2 separate regions of the Mus musculus genome follow, and region 1 is linked to region 2. Evidence: chromatin loops called from intact Hi-C (ENCODE). Cell type or tissue: gastrocnemius. All regions are shown on one strand. Links, peaks and the distances in the headings refer to the core of each region. The heading gives the core; the rest is flanking DNA.

Region 1 (4,391 bases), core at 127-4,126, 140 kb before region 2:
GTTATGTAACTATGAACACTAACTAAGCAAAAATGTGCCAAAAGCTGAGAAGTACAGGGTGCTGTAATGGCATATAAGTGGGGGCTCCCACCTTGTTCTGGGTGGTTGGAGAAGGCTCACTTTCTGTGAGGAGTGGGATTTTAGCTGATGTTTCCTGTAACAGGAAGGGTAGGACTGGTAAGGAGAAAGCATTCTGTGCTTGTGTGCAAGTGCAGGAAGAGCAAAGAAAATGGGTGTGGTGAGAGCCAGGAGGGTACAGCAGGATGGGGACGAGCCAAGCTGGAAGGAAGAAAGAACTGTGTTACCAGAGTCAGGAAGGGGGTTCATTTTCAATGCTTGAGAATTTCATACACACATGTAGTGGTTTTGACAACCTCCATTCCCTCTCCTCTATCCAATCCCCTCCCCCTCCTATCTCTTTCCCTCCAACTTCATGAGTTCTTGTTAGAACTCACTGAGTCCTCTTAGTGCTGCTAGTCCTGGAGCATGGGTAGGCTCAGAGGGACCACATCCCATTCCCTGAAGAAAATAGACTCCCCTTTCCCAAGCAGCCGTCAATTCTCAATAGCTCCTCAGTGAGGAGTGGGGTTTTGGGAGCATGTCCAGGAAGGAGAATTTGTAAAGAGGGTCCAACCCAGTAGCTTTTAGTACTGTCTAATGTCCCCCAGGGTTCATTCTGGGACTTTGTGTGGGGTAAGTTTTGTTTTGTTTTTTTGTTTTTTTTTTAACCTTTGATGGTGATGGTGAGGGGTAGCATTGTGGGTGAAAGTCAGAAGTGCCACAAAGCCGACGATGTAAGACAGTCTTGGCTACAGAGGAAGACTTGCTAGTGTGTGACTAGTCATTTATGTAAGTGAAAACCTTGGCCAGAATCTAGGACTCAGACAACGCGTGTAGCAATTCCAGGAATCTGACTCCAGCATCATGAAGAGAAAAACCATTCTGTGTTTCACTCAGAACTCTGTCAAAAGAGCATTCACCGTTTTAGATCATGCTCTTGTGATTTTTGGAAACACCAGCGAAAGACAGGAGCTCTGTGGCTCTGACATCCGAATTCCATGTGGGACAATGGCAAATATGTATGCCATTAGACCAAAGTAGTGTTGTTACTATAAATCATTTTCATGTATCCTCTACTATGTATTACTTGTGGGTCTCTAGGCAGTGCCAATTTTCAGTTCCCGAACAGAAGTCATGTCTACAGAGACTGACTCATTGAACTATAGTGCTGTTGAGATATTGGAATGCTACAGGTGCCAAGGCTAGCTAATTATCTTATTTTGGGCCAGTGTTACCACTTTGAATAACCATTTCTTGCTTATTTTTCTGTAAGAACTAACATCCTGTAATATAGATTAAACACCTGTTGGGATCTTGTAACAGGCCATTGACTTCCACCAACACAAAAGCCAAGAAGGTTATCATATAGCATCCATCTGAAATATAGAAAGGCGACCCCTATCTTGCTGTACCGACCTCTCTGATGCACCCAACCAATATATCTTTTTTTTTTTTTTTCTTCTTTTTTCTTTTCGAGACAGGGTTTCTCTGTGCAGCCCTGGCTGTCCTGGAACTCACTCTGTAGACCAGGCTGGCCTCGAACTCAGAAATCTGCCTGCCTCTGCCTCCCAAGTGCTGGGATTAAAGGCGTGCGTCACCACCGCCCGGCCCAACCAATATATCTTAAACTTTGATTTAGGACTTTTTTGATCTGTAAAACTATAAAACTGCTTCCGCGTTGGAACGTGGAATTTGGGGCAACCTAAATCTGGGCTCCTGGGCTATGATCACTTAAATTTGGTTTGAGAATAAACTATCTCTTATCCCCTTTAAGGTAAGAGTTGTTTTCTTGTGTCAACAGCAGGTAGTTATGAATTTCATGGTAGGAAATCAGGTTGTTGTTGTTGTTATTATTATTATTTGTCCTGGTTTTTGAACCCAGAGTGCCCGAGAAGCAGTGTATCATTAAGCGCCATCTCCAGCCTCAGCTTCCAGAACAACTGCAATCAAGGCCCAGCAGCAGGCCTGCATGACATTACATAACATTTATTTTTAAAGTGGACCCTGGGTCCTCCAGCCTGTGACGCACTGGCACAGTCCACCTGCTGGCACCTCCAGCTTTACCAAGACATAAACTCGGGTGGCCTTTCTCGGGTGGGTCTATCCAGTACTCCAGGAGTAAGGGTCCTAAGACATCAGAACCCATGGCCCACGACAAAGAGCTTGAGTCCTAGGCGACAGAGAACCGCAGAGGCCAGGCGGGCACCCCAGAGAGGGAGGGGGCAGCACTCCTAGAGGGGCGGGGTCGGGCCGGTGACGCACTTCCGGCCGCGCGCGGACCGTGCTGCGCAGGTGAGTGCGGACCCATTGCGGTTCGCGGTGTGTCTTGGCGGACAGCACGCAGGGGCTCCCGCAGCCAGCCTCGCGGGCCACCAAGTCTCCGTGTCCACAGCGGTGACGCTTGAGTGGCGACCATTGTCAGACCCAGAAAACTCAGCAGGTGGCGGATCGGGGAAGCTGTGTCACTTCACAGAGGGGTAGCTGCGTGCGGGGGCGAAGCGGCTCGAGGTGACATCGCAGGTCTCTTGACCCGCCGCGGCCCTGCAGGTGTGTACTGCTTGTCCCGGGCTCCAGGCAGGGTGAAGGGCGCGGGGCCACCGCAGGGAAAGCAGGGCCACTTCTCAGCCGTTGGGGACAGAGCGAGCTTAAGGCCTGGTCTGCTGCATCGACGTCAGGCCCCACACATGCACACAAGATGACGACATGGCAAGAGTACACACAGACTAGTTTCAGAATTGCTGCTATTTCATACCCCGTAGAAGGCAGTGCGACATTTGGATGGATGCAGGTCTCTTACGGCTATAACCGTAGCCAAAACACTTATTTTTCCAAGGTGGGGAGCAGGGAGAGACAGAGACAGAGATAGACACAGAGAAAGAGTTTTAAGAGAAAGAAAAGTAACGGATGCTTACCTATGCGCAGCCAGATAAGAACGAATCTGGTCCTTATGCTGCATCCATCAGTGTATTCGTTCTTCATCTGACTCTCAGACTCTTCCCACCCTCAGATGTAACAACTATTTTGAATTTTGTGTTTACCACAGCCTATTTTTTTAAAAGTGTATACATATGCAACAGTTTAAGCTTTGTTGTTGTTGTTGTTTTTGAGTACTTGGTTAATTTCTAAGTAGTGTCTATGTCAGCTGGGTAAGGTCCAGCTATAAAAACAATACAGAAGCTGTATTTTCAGGGGATGGGTAGGTTGTTTTCAGGCTGGTTATGCATCACAAATAGTGCTGACGATGGATACTTTGTGCATGTCTCCTACACATGAGAATATCCATAGGAATACATTTTTCAAGCTTTTTTATTCACAGGCAATTTTCATACAAATGTAGAATGCATTTGATTCATTTCACACCCCCCCTTCCTGGGCACCCCCTTTGTAGACATTTTTAAGATTTGATGTGGATATAGAGTTTTCCAAACACATTTGGCATCGAGTGTTCCTGGTCAAGGGTTAATTCTGAGCCAGAGGAAAATTTACAGCCTGATAGTTTTTTAATTGCCAAATAAGTCATAATGAAAATGGCTGGGGAAACTCCTGCAATTTGAAGAGGTAGAAACATTTAAAAATCCTTTTGTAGTCTAGGTTTTTCAAGATGTAGAACGTAGGACAAAGGGTTTTGTTTTGTTTTGTTTGTGGGAATTTAGCTATGAGTAGAATATAGTCGCCTGGACAGAGTGAAGGACAAAGATAGCAAAATAGAAAAAAAATATAGACAAATTAAATATAACAGTTCAGTTGGGCAAAGAATGATTGACACCACAACAACTTGTAAGACTGGGGATGCCATGGGGCTGGGTATTTATAGACAGGAGAAGACCTGTACTGAAGAGCTAGCTCAGTTGGCTTGTGCCTGGAGCTTGCCTTATTTGAACCTAGTTTGATCAGCCTGGCCACTATGATTGGCTGAGACTCAGTTCTGAAGTTAGGTTTTGAATGTGTTTATATACTGAGTTAGGTTGCAATTCTCTACAGGTCAGGACTCTGGTATATGAGTCAGAAGGCTTTCTTAGGCCAATTTAGTTTGCTTTAATAAAGTGCATACAAGGTTGCCTTACCAGCTTTGGCCCTCAACAGGTTCTGTCTTGCAGGGTCTCTGAGGAGCCTTGGAATCTCAAAAGATGTCCTTCTAGGGTTAATGGGAAAAGCACTTACCTATCAAATCCTGCCCCCTGATGGTCAAGGGCGGCCTCATAGATGTTTATTTGCCTGCAGTCTGCTACAACAGGCATCTTAGAATATGGGAGAAGCCAGACAGCAGGAATGATGTAGATGTGGTATAAGTCCTTGTGAAGGTTGCTTACAGCTTTGTAAAGCTGGTCTCT
Region 2 (4,391 bases), core at 226-4,225:
GATCACTTTGTCTTTCCTAAAACCTTTTCAACAGCCCACTCTCTTGCTTTTCTAACACGCATGCCATTCATCTTCCTTTAACAACTATTGCCGCTGCCGATACACCTTTCTGAGTCTGAATGGGAATGATGGAGATGGCTTGGCACAGCTGGCAGCAATTTGGATTCAGGCAGACTCAAGTTCACACCCTGACTCTGCTGCCTGGTGATGACATAACTTTCAGCGAATTGTCAGATTGTTCTCAGCCTGCATTCTGTTCCTAAAACGGAAACGGTAAGTGTATTTATGTCATGTAATTAAGAGAACTAACAGTGCAAAAGCCCCACAGTTCTTCAGCAAAGGTTTTATGGTCACCGTTTGTGTAGTGACCATTTTACCCAGGGAAGACTCCCTACATCCTTTGCTGTTTGGAGTGTTCATGACAGTATTTATAAACACGGTAATTTCATCTAACAGATTACAAATTCCTCACATACTCCTGGGTTCCACAAAAGAACAGCATTCATATATTGACATTTTAAACTAATATTTATTATCAGGAAGGTGGCACCTTGTAGGTCACCCATGCTCTAGTGGATGGTCCTATGCACATACTATCTGCTCTAATTGGAATCAGTGAGCTACAAAAAAAAGAAAGTAAAGAACATTGTATGAAATGGGGAGGGGGGAGTTGGAAGAGGAGGAGGGTGATCAAAACATATTGTACATATGTATGAAAGTCTCAAAGAATCCCATTTAGAAAGCAACAGAGTCTCTCCAACGGCTAAAATGAAAAGACAATGCCAAAAAGTTGCATTATGGGTAGGACTACAAAACGGTGGAACACTTCAGAAATCTGGGGAAGTCTTAAGAAGTTACACACACTCAGAACTCTGGGGAAGATTTAAGAAGTTACACACACAGCAGCTGCGATTATTCTCTCCTCTTGGTCGCTATGCCTGCTGGATGACTCAGTTCCTCCACATCTAAGTCACACAAGAATAATGAAAACATATGCTTACAACAACATATTAGAAAGTCCCCAAACAGGTCCATTCGTAATATCACCAGTCTAGAAACTAAACAGTCAGCCTTCAGTAGAAGAACTGATTAAAGTCAACCCACAGAATGACAAACCCCTTGCAATATAAATTTTAAAGACACAAGACAATACAGATGAAAACATTTTAAATAATAAATTGAACAGGGAGAGGCTGAGAAGAGTCAAAGTGTAATGATTGAATTATGTGAAATTCTAGACCAGATCATCTAAATTAGGGTGATGGGAAATACAGTGATAGCTGCTTCTTGAGGGTGGAAGACTAGGAAGGAACTTAAGGGAGCTTTTCTAAAATATTCAGTAGGTATTTGCCTGCTCCACAAGAGGAATTCATGCCTTGTATTAGTTATGGCCCAAACCCATAACTAACAAATCGTGGGCTCTAAGGGAGAGTCCACTGATTTTTTTTTTTTTCTCTAAATGGTCAAGTTGCCAAACTGCCTTCTGAATACGGTGCTCTTCCCTCATCTCTGTCAAAGTTCTGAGAAGTGACTGACAGCTCAGCCATAGACAGGCCATCTACATAACACCTGCTCAGGGAAGGGGAGTGCAGAAGAGTGGGTGAAAAGAGTGGGAGAGCGAGAGGATGAGGGAAGTGCTGTGAAGCGCTTTCCTCTAAAAAGGATGGCTGTTACACTTATAAACGCACAGCAGCTGTGGCTACCCCACAGCTGGGGAGGTGGAGACAGGTGGATACCAGTGACTAGCTGGACAGTCTAACCTAACTAGAGAGTCCCAGGCCTGAGAGTCCATCCTCTGGTATCCCTGGCTGACATGGAACTCTCTATGTAGACCAGAGTGACTTAGAACTCAGAGATCTGTTTCCCTCTGGCTCATGAGAGCTGGGATCAAAGGCTTGTGGCACTACACCGGGTGGTTTTCTTTTTCCTTGGTTTATTAATATGTAAACACACCAAGTGATGATACTTCCGTTTCTTTAATTTGGTTTTGCACTCAAGTTATCCATTGAGCTTCAATTTTAATGCAGTCTCTCCTAGGAACTAGCATCTATCTATCCAGGGTAAACCTTCGGGTACCAAAGCCCAGTTCCGTTGCCATGGCGACCCGCTGAGACGGACAAGTTTCTCCGCACCAGAGCTCAGCTCCAGGAGTTGCCACCCTCCCGAGTGACGTCGATGCGCGTGACGATAGGCCTCCCGGAAGGCGCCTGTGCAGTGTGGCTGTCAGAGCCTCGCAGCCGGTGGGGGCGTGGTCTGGAGGAGGATCTGGCTCCAGTTGCGCGTGCGCAGGTCCGGGCGGTCTTCCAGGCGCTCCCTCCTCTTTGTCCGCGACCCGGTTGCCAAGTACGCAGAGGAGACGCCACCCCCGGAAGCTGTTCCCGGGAGCGGAAGTGGCAGGTGGCTCGTTAGAGTGAGGACCGCGTGTGCGGTGCTACTCTGCTCCTGCTCGAGGGGCTCTGGTGGGCGTGGGCTGAAGGAATGCGGACCCGGCTTCTCGGTGAGTGACAGTTCCCGGACGGTTCGCTGCGGGCAAGGGGCGGGGCTGCTCAAATGAGTGTTTGAGAGGTGGCTGTCCCAGGACCCAGTGTGAGCACTGCACATGCCCCAGTGTTTTTATTTCCTAGGAAAAGTTGGCGGGACCATTGCTAACACTCCCTATGCTCACTTAGACCTGACAGCTGTTGAGAACTTAAAGGCTTTGGTGTTGGACTTACAAATTTTATAATCATTTCCTTGTGGCTTTGGACAGGAAGCTTCCTGTCTTCCACTTGGAGCCTGCAAAATAATACAGTTGATACTCATCAGCCTCACATGCACTTTGGAAACGGCATGCATTTAGTTGAAAAAAAATTTTATGCATTTAATTGAAATTTTTTTTGTTTTTAAGTCGTACATTGAAATGCTAGGGTGAAATTGAAATGCATTATTCTGTTCAGAGCTTTGTCTTTTGGGCTAAGTGTAATATTCGTCCATTTATCCAGTTAATGTTAGTGTACTTAAGTGCCCACCAGCCACTGTTGGAACCTTTTGGGGTGGCATGTAAGTGAGCAAAATAAAAGATAACTGTCCTGCAGAAGTGCGGAGCTTACATTCTGGTTTGAGGAAGTTGAGAACGACAAGTCACAAACAGAACACAGGGGAAAAGAAATAAGTGATAAACATGAATGCCGTGGGAGAAAGTGAGGTAAGGGCCATGGGGAGCCCGAGATGCAATTTCAAAATAAGTGTGTTAGGATAGGCTTCACAGAGTAAAGTGCCTTCCAGCAAATACCAGGAGGAGCTGAGGGGATTAGCTAGATAGATACTTGGGGGAGTAAAGCCCAGGTAGAGCTTGCCTCTTAGTATTGAGCAAAGTGTTCCAACGTGGTGTGGCCTGGGTCTTCAGTGAACAGCAGGCTTGTGTGGCTGGAGTGGAATGGATAAGGGGGCGGTAATATTAAGAATGAGTTGGCAGCAAGGCTCAAGTACAGTCAGGAACCTTGGAGCGTTTGAATCCTTTTAGTTGTTTGCAAGTGAAGGCAATTATCCACTTAATTTCGGTAAGATTTCACAGCTTAACCACAGCCACTAATTAGTATGTGAAGTTAATGACTAAAAGTAGACTTTTTTTTTCCCCCCAAAATAGAATGTATTGGAGGTCTAAATGTAGCTGCGGTTCCCAGTAAGCACAGCGTGGATCAAGACAGATGAGCTCATTGTAGTAAATTTTCTGTTTGCTCTTACGTAGAGTTTTTGTGCGTGCAGAAATGCCCTGCTTTTGCCTCCCCCTAAGAGCTTTTCTAAATACAGTTTCTAACTGTTAAATGATGTTGCTGTTTGTGACAGTAAATCTCTACTCACGTGGGACTCGTAAGTAGTTGTGACAAACAAGATGATTAAAAAAGGTACCCACTGCTTTAAGGAGCTTACCAACCTGTACACCAGATGAACACAGGATAAAATACAGGATGAAAAGGGATGGGAAGGTTTGCTAAGAGGACAGGACTCAGGAAGCACCAATGTCATGATGTCATTATGGTCATAGCTAACCTTTATTTCTCAGTTTAGATTTCCTTTGAGTTCATCTTGCTCAGCGTACAAAGGAGCGCGCCTGACTCACGATTTTCACCTTGAATGTCTGCTTTCTGTAGGATGGGGATTTAGTTGTCAGTTTTTCTATGTCTGACGTTTTATGTCTAACCATTTATTGGATGAATTGACTATGACATGATTGCAGAGCATGAACTGAAAACTTAAGCACTCCTCACCATCGGGTGACATATGACACTCAGCGTTCCACATGGTGGAATTTAGAGCTCTCCAGCAGTGCCATCTTTCTTTACCTTAGCCTCTGTTCTGCCAAGATAGATGTTTCTAGTTTCCTAGGCAGTTAAGGGTTTTGTTGTTGATGC

What was found. Hi-C counts contacts between places; a loop is a spot of excess contacts. Peaks named below come from ENCODE experiments on the same cell type or tissue, not always from the same donor. Only the 100,000 strongest peaks of a DNase experiment are listed, where the experiment ranks them.
Region 1: it touches region 2 in a loop (4-fold over the local background); 2 of 42 quality-filtered maps call a loop at or near these places.

Annotation. Positions count from the first base shown.
Region 1 is chr8:110,077,398-110,081,788 of GRCm38, forward strand. Zfp612 (zinc finger protein 612) reads left to right here and starts at 2,337. Exons shown (of 5, transcript NM_175480.4): 1 at 2,337-2,607. In gastrocnemius, for the core only: no CTCF peak of the experiment used is centred there; a DNase peak (open chromatin) is centred at 2,340; H3K4me3 peaks cover 2,181 bases; H3K27ac peaks cover 2,496 bases.
Region 2 is chr8:110,215,590-110,219,980 of GRCm38, forward strand. It overlaps Cmtr2 (cap methyltransferase 2), which reads left to right and starts at 2,371. Exons shown (of 2, transcript NM_146215.4): 1 at 2,371-2,497. In gastrocnemius, for the core only: no CTCF peak of the experiment used is centred there; DNase peaks (open chromatin) are centred at 1,751 and 2,253; H3K4me3 peaks cover 1,714 bases; H3K27ac peaks cover 1,376 bases.